Regions from separate parts of the Mus musculus genome. Here regions 1 and 2 are each linked to region 3. Evidence: chromatin loops called from intact Hi-C (ENCODE). Cell type or tissue: left cerebral cortex. All regions are shown on one strand. Region 1 holds the start of Hebp2 (heme binding protein 2). Region 2 holds the start of Ccdc28a (coiled-coil domain containing 28A). Region 3 has its middle 4.4 kb from the start of Perp.

Region 1 (2,500 bases), 290 kb before region 3:
GCCGGGCTCCACGTAGCTTGTCACGGGGGCTGTCAGCTTGATTTTCATCTCTACGTCATGGAAAAAATGAAAGCAATTTTAGCATATTATGGCTGATGTTTCTTGATTTCCTTTACATTACCACTATAAATATGTACCCTTGATATGTCTCATCTTTTTGTTTTTGTTTTTCTTTTATAAAGGGGTAGTGGTAGAATGACACATTACTCTACATTAAACAATTTTCTGTAGTGTTTTCTTGGGTTAATAAATTCTATATTTTTAAACATAAAGAAGAAATCACAGAAAACATGGGCCAATTATTTTTCTCTATATCTCAGAAATTGTGGTCCTAAGGCGAAGAGACTTGCAAAATTACACACACACACACACACAACTTGAGGCTCATGCCCTTGCATTTTCCTGTCCCTTGATATCACTATTAGAGGCATTTGGCACAGGAAAGGACTTCTCCCTAGGTAGAGTCCCATTTCATCTAGGAAAAAAAAAAAAAAATGAGGAAAGTATAGACCTTGACAAGCAGAACCCAGCAACACTCTACTGTAGCTACACTAAAGTTCTTGAAGCCAATCGTGAATAAAAACATTAGAGTTTCAGTCATCTGGTTATTCGTCTATTACAAAACAGAATTCTTCAGGAGACTAAAACTCAGTAATCGCAGCATCTCGGAGGCTACTTTTACCTTTCTCATTTTTGCCTTGAATGTAGCCATTCAATTTTGTGAAACCAGTCTGGATGGCTGAATCCCAGTCCAGGGACTCCACGCAAGTGCTGACCCACTTAGCCGGTCCGTAGTGCCGGATCTCATAACTTCCTGGCTAAAATGGTACAGAGAAAACTTAAGAGAAGTAACTCATGAACTCATGAACAAGCAGCAACTCATGAACGTCAGGAGGTGAGAGTCCCCAATACAGGAGAGCTGCAACCCTCTCCCCCCAAGGTCTAGCCTGAGGTTCCCGTTCTTTAGGACAAGCATGGACTCTCCTGAGGTTTCCCTACGGGTTGGAGAGCAGATACTGCCCTAAGGACAGATTACAAGCTTTTCTTAAATCGAAGCGCTGGGTCTGTGTAGTAGTAACCAGTTTCTCCCTACCCCACCCGCTCCGCGGACAGGAAGTGGATGTATGACTCTCTCCTGGGGTCAGCTAAACAACGCATCTCCTGGTTCGCGCAGATCTAAAATAGTATATATATATATATATATATATATATATATATTTTAACTTAACTCTAGGGGACTCTTCATATCACGGTAAAGTAGCCCAGATGAATCTTTGCGGGCCCTGGAAGACGCCTACCTGGGGGTCTATGTCCTCCGGAGCTTTCCAGCTCGGCATCTCCAAGGCCTGATCCTCTGAGCCCTCGGCCACCCCGAGGTCTGGCTCCGGCTCCTCTGCCATGAGTAAGGGCAGCTTGGGAGGGGCGCGCCCTGTTTGTGTTCACCGGCCACCCTGTTCTGAGTCCCCTCCCCACCGGCGCACGCTCGGCCCTGCAGCCCTTACTGCGGGTCCGTAGGACATTCTCGGTCTGAGCCACAAGGCGGCGTCGCGACCAACCTCAGGCTTGCGCCAGCCCTGGCCACACCCCTCTGCAGGGATAAGGTCAGGATCAGCTAGCTGATCAGACTGATCAGGATCGGCCGGCTGGCCCTGGGTCATCTAGGTCCTCTGCAGAGTCCCTCCCACCTAGCTGATGTTTTGCAGAACTGGATTGTGGGCAGTGGTGGGCGGAGGACTGAGCAGCTCCTAGCTCGGTTTCTGTGGAACCAGTCCGGGCACCCATTCAGGGAGCCTCTCCCTACATTGAAAACGCTGCCAGCGCCTCTGCAAAATCAGCTTCCTCCCCACCCTCACAAAAGAAAATCGCCTGCCCCAAGACTTCGCAGCGGAGCTCCAAGACCTCTAGCAGCTAGCACTCAGGACTCTGACTCCTGCTGCCCTTAGATCCTGGAGTCCAAATTGGGATCCGCAGACTGATTTATACTAGAAGGGCAGCCAGGGCCCACAGTTTTCAGGTTTGCTCAATGTGGAAAGTCAATGGAGACCCAGCATCTTTGGGGAGAGCAATGTGTGTGTGTGTGTGTGTGTGTGTGTGTGTGTGTGTGTGTGTGTGTGTGTGTGTTGTGTCTTGGGCTACTGAAACCATCTGAGTCCTCCAGTCAGCCCTGGAGGACGGGCCAGAGCACACACTAGTGCTCTTTAGATATTTTGGCTAGGCTTCATACTTTTTCCAAAAGATTTATTGAAATAAATTTATATATAATTCATCTCTTTTTTCTTTTAAAATGTTATACCGATATACAATTTATCTTGATCATATCCACCTGCCCCTCTCTCCCCTCAACTCCTGAAACCCCACTCTCCACCCCACCTCCACCCCATCACATCTTCCTTCCAAAATTCTTTGAGTATTTATTTAGCTCACTGGATTCAGCTAGTTCAACTCACATGCACTTAGGCTGGAGTCTATCACTGAGGCACTGAAAACCCATGCTCACACT
Region 2 (2,500 bases), 610 kb before region 3:
GAAATGCCTCCATGAGATCCAACTGTAAGGCATTTTCTCAATTAGTGATCAAGGGGGAAAGGCCCCTTGTGGGTGGGACCATCTCTGGGCTGGTAGTTCTGGTTTCTATAAGAAAGCAGGCTGAGCAAGCCAGGGGAAGCAAACCAGTAAAGAACATCCCTCCCTGGCCTCTGCATCAGCTCCTGCTTCCTGACCTGCTTGAGTTCCAATCCTGACTTCCTTGGTGATGAACAGCAGTATGAAAGTGTAAGCTGAATAAACCCTTTCCTCCCCAACTTGCTTCTTGGTCATGATGTTTGTGCAGGAATAGAAACCCTAACTAAGACAATAATGTTACTCTCTTTAAACATACCAGAAGAGGGCATCAGATCCCATTGCAGATGATTGTGAGCCACCATGTTCAATTCTGGGAATTGAACTCAGGATCTCTGGAAGAGCAGCTAGTGCTCTTAACCGCTGAGTCATCTCTCCAGCCCTGTCTAATAATTTTTTAAAAAGCATTTTCTCTATTCACACATCTTCTAAGTATCTACTGTCTCTCTTCTACAAGCCAGGCACTGTCGTCAGTCCTGGGAAAGCAGCAATGAATTAGCCAAAGCCCTTAACCTCAAGAGGCCACCATTATATAAGTGACCAGTATAAACAAATCGCCCATGTAACTCCTCAGCCTCACTGGGCCTTTATCTGGCCTTTAGATCTCCCTTCTAAACCATACTCAAATACATGTATAATCAGGGCACCAGCGGACTAAGCTGCACCTTGAAGGCTTACATAATATACATTTTATTTACATGCTATTAACCACCACTCCTAGATATCTCTCTCTCTCTCCCCCCAAGGTGTCACTATGTAGCTTTGGCTGACCTGAAATTTGCTCTGTAGACTCAGCTGGCCCGAACTCATTAAAGGCATAGCTCTATCCCTCCTGGGATTAAAGGCATCAAAAGTGTGCACAGCTTCACCTTTTCTTTTTGAAAAACAATTCTGCTCTATGTCCTTGGCTGGCTGAGAAATTACTACGTAAGCCACGCTGGTTTCCAACCTGTGATGATCCTTCTCCCTCGGCTCTTGAGTGAGTCCTGGAAGGATGGGCATGTGCCACAAGTCTAGCTCTTTCGATTTGAATTTTCTTAATTCTATTATTAATTTATCACAAAAAAGTGTCAGAAAATGCATACCTGTTCCCCCCTTCAAATCGTTAACTGCACTATGAATTTAAAAAGATTTACTTTATGTATGTGAGTATAGTGTTACTCTCTTTAAACACACCAGAAGAGGGCATCAGATCCCATTACAGATGATTGTGAGCCATCATGTGGTTTCTGGGAATTGAACTCAGGATCTCTGGTCGTTTAAAAAATACTGTGGGGCTTAAGAGATGGCTCTGCAGTTAAGAGCACTGACTACTCTTTTCGGAGGTCTCTTTTGATTTCCAGGCCCAACAATGCTGCTTATGACAGTAACTTCTGTCCCAAGGTATCCAGTGCCCTCTTCTGGCCTCCAGGGGCACAGTGTGCACCTGTACACAGTCATCTAATAAAATTTAAAATCTAAAAGTGTTGAATTTAGTCCTGCCATGACTATTTTAAAAGACTGAAACTGACTTCTGTCACTCCTAAAAGAATTAGTCGGGAATTATACAGGTAATTTATTTTTGTTTTGCTAGCTGATGTGGGTTTTTCTTGGAAAAGGGTACAGCATTCAGTCTCTTGTCTCAGATACCAAGAGCGAATCCACTTGAGTCATTCGGGAATTGTTTAGCTGTAATACAGATTAAATAAAACTTTGAAGATGACGGAGCAGGTTTCCAAGAGATGAGGATCTGTATAATTGGTGATACATATAAACACGCTAACCTTCAAATCTATGGATGCTAATACACATTTGGTAACAAAAGAGGAGGAAAAAGCAAAAACCAGTTAATACATAAAGCATCGCCAATAAACCAATGGTCCCCGAGGGACCAAGCTTGCGATGTCCTCTTTTCTGAAAGATAACATCTGTCACAAGACCCTGAAATCCTTCTTGTATGACAAACACGAGGGACCTTTCCAGAGGGGACGAACTGCTCACGGTTGAATGTCAGGCCTCGCTGCCAACCAGAATCACCAGAGGTGCCTCTGGACTTTGCCTCATTCATTTCCCTTCCGCAACCCAGCCCTGCGATGACCCATCTACACTCAGCGGTGACCAGAGCAGGTGCTGAGGGGCTCGAATGAACAGGTTGCGGGGTCCCCTTACCCCATTACATACCGGAGGGAGAAAAGGCTGTGGTTACCCTTCCTCGGCTAGGAAAAGTAAGAGAGCGTTCAAAGCCTCCGCCAGGGCTGCATCAAGAGCCCAGCTCGTCTGCCTGGGTCACAAACCCAGGCAAGCGCCCTTTGTTTACGGAAGTGACGTAATCTGGGCGGGGCCCTCCGAGAGGCGAAAAGCCCCGCCTCTCCCAGGTCCCTTAGCGATGCTCGCGTCTCTGCTTTGGGCTCCGTCTTCCCATAGCCGC
Region 3 (2,500 bases):
TCAAAGCTGATATTACAACTTTACATAAATACTTAGTACAAAATGTTTAGGACCATTTCATAAGCTGTTGGAAGTTCTGTTCTCATGCAAAGCCAGAATTAATTTAACTCATTTTTTTATGAAACTGAGTAATTTTTTAAAAAGTGAACATCCTAACGCATTAGAATCCACAGATATCTAATGAGTGATGACACAGAAAACTTTGAATCTTTGCTTTCATAATTAAGTTGTTGTGTTGCTAGGAGAGCAGAAAGCTGTGGGCAGCGAAGCAATGCAGCTGATGATGTACAGTGCTCTCTAATCTGAGCCCAGCTGTTTCAGGCATCATTGATTGACGCTGTGTGGAGTGATATCATGCAGTCCACATGTCACGTGTTCACAACCATGGCTGCAGTGCAGTTGCCCATCAACACTGCTGAGGGCTGCCAGAATAGCCCAGGTTCATTACACATGTGGTTTTAAGTTAACTTTAGGTCACTGCATGATCAGAAATCTTTCACTGTTTCCCATGTTTTTGTGATCTTCATAGTGTGACTCTAAATGGGGTTGTGACCCACAGTCTACACAGCCAAGATGCAGAGAACAATTCCCAAAGAGAAACTGCTGCATAAAGGGTCAGTGGTTTTCTCTGATTTGTTTTAAACAGTTATTCCATGTTGGTAATTACTTCACAAAGTGATTGATCTGCTGTGTATGATACTTTGTCTCTCCTGGTTTCCTAAGTGGGTACGGAACATAGAGATAGCCACAGGAGAACAACTAAATGCTTTGCTGTGCTTATCTTCCTGTTCAAACAAAAACCTTCAACTTGGGATATCTAAAAACTCATTGTGAACGATTTCCATATGTAATTTTACATGAGGATGATTGAGAGTGAATTTTCATACTTATTTTTTTCCATGACAAATGTGATCTTCCAAATAATAAACCAGTACTCAAGAAAGGAAAGTAAGAGGAGGATAGTTTCAGATCAAAAGAAAAAAGATTTGGATAGAACAAAGAGTTCTCCTGATGTCTCATCCAGTTCCTGTTGCAAACAGCTTACATTAGGATGTTAGGTTTCATTCATTAGAAGTAGTGCTTCATGCTACAACTAATACAAATATATCAGCAGATCTAAAGATAGAGGTATCATTGTTCACTATCATATCTATCATCTATTCACCTATCATTGATCTACATCTATTTATCTATTATCTCCCATCTCTACCTATCATGGCTTTATCACCTACCTATCATCTCTTTCTCTCCCTGTCTATTACCTATCCTATCTATCTATCTATCTATCTATCTATCTATCTATCTATCTGTAACCTATCTTATGGACCCATTTTGTTTGGAACAAGTCTTATATGACTTAGGCTGTGCTGAAAGGAATTCACTGTGTAGCCTAGGTTGGCCGTAAACTCATAGCAATTCTCTTGCTTTATTCTCTCAGTTCTGGGATGGCAGGAGTGCCTACGGCCAGACAGTTTTAAATGCTGTGTGGCTATTAGTTTTTCCCCAAGATTTGGTCAGTTTTGAATCTCTCTAATGTTATGCTGAAAACAATGTTCTACTGCCATCTACTGTCCCAAATTCTTTCTTGGTTTTGATTTCTAAGATTTTGTTTTCTTATTCTTTCTAACATTTCATAGCTATAGATTTCCTTTCAGATTAATCTTCCACTACTTCAAAAAAAAAATCACTAACACACTGAAGCTCATAGAGGTCGAGTCTCACAAGTAGCAGTGACGACCCATGAGTTCACTCAGATTCAGCACACATTGCTTAGTTCTCTCAAGTAGAAAAGGGATCCTGGAGATGTGAAATGAATGGTGGCGAAATCAGCTTCTGCAAGGATCTCTGAGTCTAACACAAAATCAACGAGACTGTTATAACACACTTCTATAGGACAAGTCCTCCCAGAGGACACAGGGAAGAGTGCTTTAGATTCAAAATGGGAATAAGGAATCAACCAAGCTCTAGAGACAGTTTCTTGACTGAACTAGACTTAAATTACTAGTAGAAAGGAACAATGCGAATAGAAAATTAGATGGTAAGAAAAACAAACAAACAAACAAACAAACAAACAAAAAAGAAAATTAGCTGGTAAGAAAAACACTCCAGAAGTAACATCAGGAGCAAAAGTGAGACTACTATCAAATATGTGAGAAAATATTCTTAGAGTGGAAGACAACAGAAGATGATGGGTGAGGACGGAGATGCAGCTGAGACCAGACATGAAGGTGTGTGCTTATCTCTTTCAGGAAGCACAAAGCTCATCTTTGTGATGATGGAGCATCAGTGAGCAGCACTGTGCACTACTTTTTCTTGGAGAGACATGAATACAAGACCCCCAAGACAAGCTAAAGAAATGATTCTATCCACACCCGGTTTAGTGAACCAATGAGCTCATTGAGTTATATGAAATTTAAGTGTATCTAAGGGGTTACTTACAGCACCCTTGGTGAAAGATTAGTTACATGAAGCCTGGGGACTGAGTTACTTACAACAGCAT

Evidence for each region. Hi-C counts contacts between places; a loop is a spot of excess contacts. Peaks named below come from ENCODE experiments on the same cell type or tissue, not always from the same donor. Only the 100,000 strongest peaks of a DNase experiment are listed, where the experiment ranks them.
Region 1: it touches region 3 in a loop (3-fold over the local background); 2 of 42 quality-filtered maps call a loop at or near these places.
Region 2: a loop joins it to region 3, with 6 times the contacts of the local background. A loop is called at or near these places in 2 of 42 quality-filtered maps.

Annotation. Positions count from the first base shown.
Region 1 is chr10:18,544,396-18,546,895 of GRCm38, forward strand. It overlaps Hebp2 (heme binding protein 2), which reads right to left and starts at 1,681. Exons shown (of 4, transcript NM_019487.3): 1 at 1,299-1,681; 2 at 683-818; 3 at 1-50. The coding sequence starts at 1,400. In left cerebral cortex, a CTCF peak has its summit at 1,531 (motif pointing right); DNase peaks (open chromatin) are centred at 868, 1,589 and 1,729; H3K4me3 peaks cover 1,383 bases; H3K27ac peaks cover 421 bases.
Region 2 is chr10:18,232,599-18,235,098 of GRCm38, forward strand. Ccdc28a (coiled-coil domain containing 28A) reads right to left here and starts at 2,383. Exons shown (of 6, transcript NM_144820.4): 1 at 2,254-2,383. In left cerebral cortex, CTCF peaks have their summits at 1,508 (motif pointing left) and 2,361; DNase peaks (open chromatin) are centred at 1,397 and 2,442; H3K4me3 peaks cover 1,069 bases; H3K27ac peaks cover 957 bases.
Region 3 is chr10:18,839,383-18,841,882 of GRCm38, forward strand. No RefSeq gene overlaps it. Among named protein-coding and RNA genes, the nearest start is that of Perp, 4.4 kb to the right of the region's middle. In left cerebral cortex, a CTCF peak has its summit at 1,558 (motif pointing left); no DNase peak of the experiment used is centred here.